Regions from separate parts of the Homo sapiens genome. Here region 1 is linked to region 2. The links are chromatin loops, found by intact Hi-C in ENCODE. Cell type or tissue: IMR-90. All regions are shown on one strand. Each heading gives the region's core, and the rest is flanking DNA. Links, peaks and the distances in the headings are about the cores only. Region 1 overlaps AP3S1 (adaptor related protein complex 3 subunit sigma 1). Region 2 overlaps LVRN (laeverin).

Evidence for each region. Peaks named below come from ENCODE experiments on the same cell type or tissue, not always from the same donor. Only the 100,000 strongest peaks of a DNase experiment are listed, where the experiment ranks them.
Region 1: a loop joins it to region 2, with 3 times the contacts of the local background. A loop is called at or near these places in 1 of 110 quality-filtered maps.

What each region holds. Positions count from the first base shown.
Region 1 is chr5:115,893,105-115,897,503 of GRCh38, reverse strand. AP3S1 (adaptor related protein complex 3 subunit sigma 1) reads right to left here. Exons shown (of 6, transcript NM_001284.4): 4 at 2,346-2,417. Among named protein-coding and RNA genes, the nearest start is that of AP3S1, 53 kb to the right of the region's middle. In IMR-90, for the core only: no CTCF peak of the experiment used is centred there; no DNase peak of the experiment used is centred there; H3K4me3 peaks cover 254 bases; H3K27ac peaks cover 458 bases.
Region 2 is chr5:115,976,390-115,980,788 of GRCh38, reverse strand. All of the region lies in intron 1 of LVRN (laeverin), which reads right to left. Among named protein-coding and RNA genes, the nearest start is that of LVRN, 16 kb to the right of the region's middle. RefSeq lists an enhancer at 3,331-3,620. In IMR-90, for the core only: no CTCF peak of the experiment used is centred there; DNase peaks (open chromatin) are centred at 1,028 and 2,648; H3K27ac peaks cover 1,589 bases.

The DNA of each region.
Region 1 (4,399 bases), core at 294-4,293, 83 kb after region 2:
TGAAATTTAAAAAAATATATCTATATTTTTAAGTTGAAAATAATTTTCATCAAAGGGCTGAAAGCAAAGTTAGCATTGTCTTGGCGAATAGAAAGGAAACACTTATTTGATCTCTGTCTTTTGGTATCCTAAAACTTTTGTCTCCTTGCCTTGAAAAAATAAAACAAGATCTTAGCCCAGAGAAAAGAGAGACAGCTAATTTTGGCAGGTTCTAAAATAGTGATATAGTGTTGTGTAAAATGAACAGGCTAACACAAAATACATATTGTATGATCCCATCTTTATTGTTTTAAAGATGTATTTGTTTAAAGATTATTTGTTTTAAAGATGTAAAATCAAGTACTATACATATTCTAAAATGTTAACACTAGGCAATCTCTGGGATAGGGATGATTTTCACATATTTTTCTCTCTGTATTTTCTGATTTTTCTAAAATGAATGCATACTAATGAGAAATAGAAGTTTTAAAAACATTTTGTGTCATGTATGGAAGTTGCAGATGAGTACAGCTTAATTTCCTTAAAAACTTTTATTCTCTTTCTCTAGTAAAAAAAATATAAGAACCTTACTCTTACCATCACATTTCACAAGAGAGTCCTCAATTTTCTTAAAAGATGGTAAATGTATTTACATAAGCTAATGATGACCTCTCAGCAGTCATTTTAAAACACAGCTTTCTAAAAATTTTAATCATGTACCAAAACATAAATTTTTTTCTTTTTTGATACAGGGTCTCACTCTGTCACCCAGGCTGAAGTTCAGTGGCACAATCATGGCTCACTACAGCCTCAACCTCCCCAGGCACAGGTGATCCTCTTTCCTCAGCCTCCCAACCAGCTAGGACTACAGATGCATAACACCACACCTGGCTAATTTTTGTATTTTTTGTAGAGACCAGGTTTTGCCATGTTGCCCAGGATGGCCTCAAACTCCTGGGCTCAAGCAATCCTCCGGCCTCAGCCTCCCAAACTGCTGGGATTACAGACATGAGCACCTGCACCTGGTCTTCAAACATAATTTTGAATATTGTGAACCCTAATGACTAAAAATAACAAGAGTCTTTGTAAGTGTGAAAAAGCATTAGACATAGCAATTAGAGAAAAACAGTAGAACATTAAAAACAGACTCATAAAAATATCATGCTTAAGTACACTGTCCAAAATGAATTAATTTATAAAATCAAATCACTTGGTAAATGAGAGATATGATCTAGAATACTGGCCAAAGAGAAAAGTATTTTTTTGACATTCACAAATAATGAAATGCATTCTTTGTACTACTTTGATTGTGATGCTGGTTACATGTACTATACACACTAGTCGAAACTTAGTTTTGTAAGCTTAAAACTGTTGACTTTTAACACCTGTAAATTATGCCTCAATAAAGCCAATTTTTAAAAATCACACTGGATTTTTTTTGCTAAAATTTTCAGACTCTTACTCAGTAGTTGAATCACTCATAAAGAATCTCTTAGATTATACAAACCTAATACAGAAAAAAATCTGCACATAGTGAAAGTGGAATCTCTTCCTCCTAAGTTCCGTATCACAAATATCTACTAATACTGGCAGAAATCTGTCATTCTTTCTCTCACCTTCAGCTTTCAATAAGCCATCAAATCCCATCAATTCTACCTTCTTCCAAACCTAATCTTAGCGTTTTTCCTTCTTTCAAACCTCATCGTAGTGTCTTAGTCATTTCCTTCTGGACTACTGCAATAAACTCTTAATTGATTTCCATGTGTTTAATTTCCCAGCCTATCAATCCAATCTCCATAATACAAGAAAAAATCACTCTATCAAAAAAATATACAAACAAAGCAATAATAACGTCAGTAAAAACTTGTTTAAAAACATTAAATTGCCTCACAATAAAGTTCAAAGTCATGGCATTAATGGTTGTTTTAAACTAGGCCTGTTGATCAGTATCAGTCCCTCCTCACAAAAAGGCCTATATTTTATATCTCTGTCAGTAGGACCATCCTCTCCTTTTCTATGTATGATATATCTACTAATCCCTTAAAAATCCAGTTTAAATGTAGTTTCCTCCATTCACAGTCTCCTAGGCAGAGGTAAGTGGTTCAGCTGTGTCCCCATTAACATGCTACACATACTATTATTATTATTTGTTAATGCCGTTGTTTCCACCCTTCGATGTGAACTCCTCTAAGGCAGGATCTGAATCTTCTCCACCAAGCACAAAGCCTGGCTCATAGTAAAAAAAAAATTATGAATTGAATAATAAAAGAATAAAAATAGAATTATTCATTAAAGCCATTTTTGCTATGACAATTATAAGTTAATGTTTTTCTTAAAAAGCTTAGATGTGACAATACAAATAGTACCTTGTCTACATGGAAAATCAAATCCAGCTCACAGACATTTTCAAAACATTTGTCTAATGTTTCCACAAATACCTATGGAAAAAGAAAAAAGGTTTTAAGAACTGTTTAAATTTATTCAAAACTATTATCTATAAGGAAGGCAATTCTTAATTATGAACTAAAATTTTGTATTATACATTTATCTTTTTCAAACTAAAAATTGTATTAATGCAAAAAAAGTAAAAAAAGAATAGAGTCCTACCAAGTTTAACTACAGATAAATTACTTTTCAATACATAAGTATAGAAAACAAACTTTTTTTGAAAAGGACTAAAACTAGAAAGTCTTAGCACCATTTCTTACAAAAGCACTTAAAAATACTCAACTAAGCCTCCTTATTTTAATGTGAGGGGGAAGAAAGCTCATTAGGAAATATCCATCAAGAGAGGTAAGGCACAGTCCAAGTCCCTACTATATCTAATGCAGCCAGTAATTTTTAATTATCAAATCAGTATAAAAGACCACTAAAAACTACTTAGCGAAAAAGCACAGACTTTGGAATCAGACTTACCTGGGTCCAAACTCTAAACTGAATAACTTGTATGACCTCGTGGGAAGAGTCACCTCAGCAGGCTTGCGTTGCTCAAACTCTGCACATTCCCATAAATGGACTGTTTTCAGGACTAGCCCTTGGCCAGCTCCTGAGAACTAAGCTCCAACCTTTCAGAAAGTTGTCTGATTAGAGTGTTTTTGTATGCTGGAGGTCTTGGGCCATGCTGTACCAATTTGAGCAGGTACTTCATGTTAATAATGTGATTTATAGTGAATGCCTGCTTTTTCTCCGAGGATCTGAAGCTTAAGTAGCCAAGGTCAGTCATGCAGGCATGACATACCTATGTGACTGACCCCCAGGGTAAACATCCCTGGTTGGGAATACTCTGTACACATTATGACATATTTTGGGGGAAATTAAGCATGTCCTGTGTAACTCCAGTAGAAAGGAACACCTGACAGCTTGCAACTGGAGTCTTCCAGACTTCATCCCATGTGCCTTTGCTGATTTTACTCTGTATCCTTTCACTATAATAAACCATAGCATGCATATAGCAACTTCTGAGTCCAGTGCATCCCAGTAAATCATTGAGATGATCCTGATGATCTCTGATGCAAACCTTCAAAAATCAATCTCTTAAATTCCAACTTGCATAGTTGTCACTGACTATTCTATTCCCATTTCTATTCTCACCACCCTTTTCAGTGGTAACTTAAGATAAAGGGACCATGTAATTTATTATCCTAAATGGGGTAGTATTAAAAGTAAAAAGGAACAGCTATTAATAATAAATTATATAATAGTATGCAACATTATTATAATGTAATAACAGCCTGGAACAACAGCTATAAACCAGGACTATCCCTAGTTTATTGAAATGAATAGTCATCCCACTATTCACAGGTGATCCTATGGGGAAAGGGGTAAAATGTAAACAAGAGGCTTCTTGCTATAGTTGCTCCTATGTAGGGCACGTTTCTACAAATCCACAATCTAAGGTTTCTTCCTGGCATCAATGTTAGATGGCTAAGTGGACATGTAACTACAGTTCATCCTTGAACAACGTAGGGTTAGGGACTCCAGCCTTCCAGGCAGTTGAAAATCCATGCCTAACTTTGACTTCCCCAAATCTACTAATAGTTTACTATCGATGGAAACCTTACCAATGACATAGTTGATTAACACATATTTCATATTTCGCAAAAAATGTGAAATAACGTTTTCATGCCTGCTGGGGTACGACTTCATGAAATTTCCTAAAAATTTCCTTTTCTTGTTGTACAATGGTCTATATGCTACATCCACTTATCTTGAAATGGAAAGCAACCACAGCTGCAGATTTCAATCTAAGGTACATATCAAGTGATTCAACTTTTGCTGGTAATGTCATGACACTCTCTGCTTCTTGGGGGCACTTCCACCATCGCTAGTGGCACTTGGTATGGGAGTTACTGTGGTGTTATTCAAGGATTACGATATTGAGTAAACATGATGAAAAATACACAAGAACCAGAAGGGATTA
Region 2 (4,399 bases), core at 256-4,255:
ATATTAAAAAATACATGCTCATGTATTTTTTAAAAGCCAACAAATGCCTATTGTCTTTGTAACAGAAACTATAGGAAGTAAAGCTTGATCATACGTTCTCAGCTGCCATGACCTCACAAAGCTTATGAATCTCAAAGAGACTGCAAGGTGGGGAGCGGAGAGAAAATTATACTCCTTAAGGAAGTGGGAAACTTTTATTTTACAGGTTCCAAAAGTGAACCTGGAGTGTAAAAGCAGGTGGAGACGCCAGCTTAAAGAGTCACCACTTCAGCAAATCAAACATCAAGCAAGCATCTTCCAATTCCATGATTCAGGTCTCCAAATAAGTAAAATAAAGTCTCTCAAATTTAATTCAACTATTTCCCTCCCTAGTTTTATGCAAACAAACCAAAAGTTAGGGGAAAATCCCTACGACACACAGCCTTTGGCTCTCAACCTTAACTGCAAAAGTCAAGTCTAACCAGCAGCACATATGATCTAGTTATGCCACCTCTGAGAACCTCACAGTGGTGTTTCCTTCCCTTTTCTCTGTGCTTTGGACTCAAGCTACCCTGTAACGATATTTTGACTTCAGAAAATAGAACCATCCACCACCCTCTCCTCCCTTCAAATCTCACTGAAACATGCTATTATGGTGTCCATTAAGTCTGTGTTTAGAATGGTCAGCTGGTGAGGGAGTTAATTTGGGAGAATTTGTCTCCTTGTGGGTCAGTATTGCAGAGCAACTTTCCTGCCCTCTTGTCTGGAAAGAGAATCATGGACTCACTGTTTTCTTGTGCTGGAAGTGGATCATGGACTCACTGCTTTCTTTGTGGTCAAGAACCACATGACACCCTTGGAGAATAAACCTACTACAACATAAACAAAAATCTACTACATCCACTCAGTAAGCTATTTCATTCCAAATTATTTTATGAACTTTGTATGTCTACAGCTCTACTTAACAAGTGCTGAATAGCATAGCCGGTCAAGTATTAAATAAAACTCTTAGGCAAGTTGTCCTCCCACAGTTTTTTTACACAATAACACACTCAGAAATCAAAATGTTTAGTAGAGCCAGATGTTACACTACTGGACTGTGGTTCAAGGGTTGGCTTATGAATCACGTTTGTTTATTACTTGTGTAATAGAATCTGAAAACTGAAGTTTTCACCAGGCAACAAAACATAATAGATATAAAATTCCAGAGAAAGGTGCCAAAACATGTTATGAAGATTTTCAAAATAAATGGCCTTGAGAACCTGGGTATGCCTGTTGGGCTTCTCAGCTACATGAGGGCCCCAGAAGAAGGGTCAGAGAATGGAGACAAAAGAGATTGGAGAAGCTATCTCTTGATGGAGGGGAGGGGGAAGCATTACTTTGCCAAGCTTTCCACGCTCTCAGGGAGTTGGGAGGAGGGGCAACCTTCTAACTATGGGCTTGGAGGAGAGAATCCCTCAGAGAGCAGTGAAAGTGTTTCCTGAGGCTGAGAGGCTTAGAAGCCCAACTCACTTTTGAGAAAGATGAAATTGATGGTATGGCCAAGGTCTAACTCCTACCAGGTGGGGATCTAAAAGGCATGAGAATGGCTGACTTCTTTGGAGTGCTGCTGCCTTGGGACTCATGCCAGTCCCAGGCCAGGGAAGCATGAGCATTCCTTGCAAGAGCTGTGTCCCCTACCATACAAAGTGAGCCAATATGGGGACTGTCTTGATTTAGTCCAGTAGAGCCACCTGGAGGAGGCTGGAGGAGCTTTGAGATACGCTGCTTGGTGTCTAGGGGCTGAGGAAGAAGTCATGATGACTATCAGAACAAAGAAATAGAAGTTGCTGAGTCAAGGAAATTGTAGAAAAAAAGAGGAAAAACACTGAAGAATCCAGGAAAATGACATCTCAAGGGGAAAATGCATCTGTAAGACCAGAATGAGACCAAATGACAACAGTGCCAGCTCAAGTAAGAAGTCCTATGTGTCACCTCTCCCTGTCACCCCCAGCCCCATGGACTCCCGTGGAATCAAAATAGCAGCTATCAAGATAGGCAAAGAAGAGTAGAAACGTGAGGTAAAGAAAAGAAGAAGGACTACCACCCTGTACCTTAATGCAGGCTTCCATCCTAAAAACTAGCCCAAGAGTAGGGAGTGGAAGATGGGAGAAAAATGGAGGTGGGAGAGAAAGAGGTTTAACAGTAAATTAAGTTCAAAGGTTTGAATATTACACAGGACTGGATTTTCTAATTTTCTCATCTAACTTACTTGTGACTTAGTTACTGTAGATCACCTGTCACTTAAGAATAAGCAGGAACTTATAGGCTGCTGGGGTCCTCATGCAGAGCAGAAAAGTTACCCCACAGACTAAATTTCCCACTGTAAAAGGACAATGGAAAAACGAAGTTGTGTTTTTACTAATCTGTAAGCTATGCTTTTTCAATATGCTAGCTATACGTATTTTCAAAAGACACAGGATCTGAATCTTTGCTGTGCAAAACCATCTCCCAGAGAGGACTGCTCAGCCACATGAAATATATGGGTTTGACACCTTTATAGGATAATGAAATGACATTTTCCTCTGTGACACCAGCATCATGTGTCTGGCACTTAAGTTCTCTGACCTCGTTTTGAGACTTACAAATTCTTTTCCTGATACTGCTCAAATTTCTCTCTTGTGTGTCATACCCTAATCACCATGCCAGATTTCCTAGCATAAACAGCAACTGCAAGAAAGTCTGTTTCTATTCTCTGTTCACTCTGTCTAAACCTGCACAAATTCATTGATTTTAATCATGCTGCTTTCACCTTTATTTGGCCCCCCAAAATATCCTAATTTTCACCAACTATTTCACACTTTCCTTATTTGATCTTGATCTTTCTATTTTCATTTCTTTAAATATCTTTCAGTTCCTTCTTTTCTTTAATCAAGGGAATGCTAGAATCAAAAATGCAAGAAGTATTCTGGGAATCTTTGAACAAAAGTGGGAGTGTATGAGTTCTCTCATTAAATTACAAAAGTGAAGAGACCTTAAAGAGTCCCACCATCTTAATTGACAGATGTGAAAACTGACTCCCCAGGAGTTTATGCAACTGATTAGACGACCAGCAAGTGCACAGTGGTACCAGAATCAGGGCTCCAGGTCCCAAGCCTGGGGTCCTTTCCAATGCACTGACTGCTTTGAAGTACATAACGTAATAAATACTAAAACTAAACTAAACTGAGATGTCATGAAGACGACTAGAGATTAACTTTATAATTAATAGCATTCCCAAATCTAAAGATAATGAGACTTCTGTTTGCCACCACAGGGAGTAACATAGGCTCAAATCAGCCTTCTGCTGAAAACAGTTTTAAAACCTGACAAAATATATAAAACAACTATTTCAGACATAAGACAACCAGAAGCACAGGACTGTGATCCTCAAGAGAAGAGAAACAAGCAAAGCAAATGCTACAATTACCCTGTTTTTCTGCCTCGAAGCAGTTTCTAAACTGCAGCACAGGAAAGGGAAACTGAAACAATTCGGTGGTCTCACTGAGTTGAAGAGACAGACGTTAGAGTTCAGGGACACCTAGACAGCTAGAATTTGCCGAGTAGAGTATAAGAGAAGAGGTAACTATGCAAAGAAAGACTTCCAGAAATCTGTATAGGATTCCCCTCAAGTCTTTGGACAAATAGTAATCATCATGAGGTCAGGCAAAGAGAAGCTGCTGGGGAAAGAATAAGTACCAGGGAAGGGTACGCTGAACACTTCCCAGAGTTCACATACTGTTTGGAGTTGTTGGAATTTTCTCAAGCCAGAGTATTGAAATCTTCAGAATATATAGATTATTCAACAGAGGGAGACTAGATGGGTGATGCCTGAGTAGTGGCCTAAAGTAGCCCTAGAGTAAAGGCTTCTTTAGAGTCACTCTCAAAGAGCTTAAAAACATGGCTCAAGAGAATCAAACAAGGATCAACAGGATCACCAAGTAACTTCAGTTACTATCCAAAAGGGCCAGCATTCTCTAAGCAATATAACCAAATCCAGCATCCAACAACATAAAAATTTAAATGTCAGGCATTCAATAAAAAATGAGAAGATGCTGAAACATTTGGAAAGCAAATAATGCAGTTCTAAATAACACAGGAGTCAAAGATAAAATCCAAATGGAAATTAGAAAGTATTCTGAACTTCCAAAAAAAAGATAAAAACAACATAACATCATTTGTGGCATGGCATTAAAGCAATAGTTAGTGGGAAATTTATAATATTAAATGCCTATATGAGAAATAAAAGGGTCTTAAAGTAATAAGTTTGTGTCAACCATAGTATAGAAAAAGTAAAAATAAAGCCCAAAGTAAGAAGAAAGTGGATAATAAAGATCAAAATATAAATCGGTGAAATAAAAAACAGAAAATCAATAGAGAAAATCAATGAAGCCAAAAACTG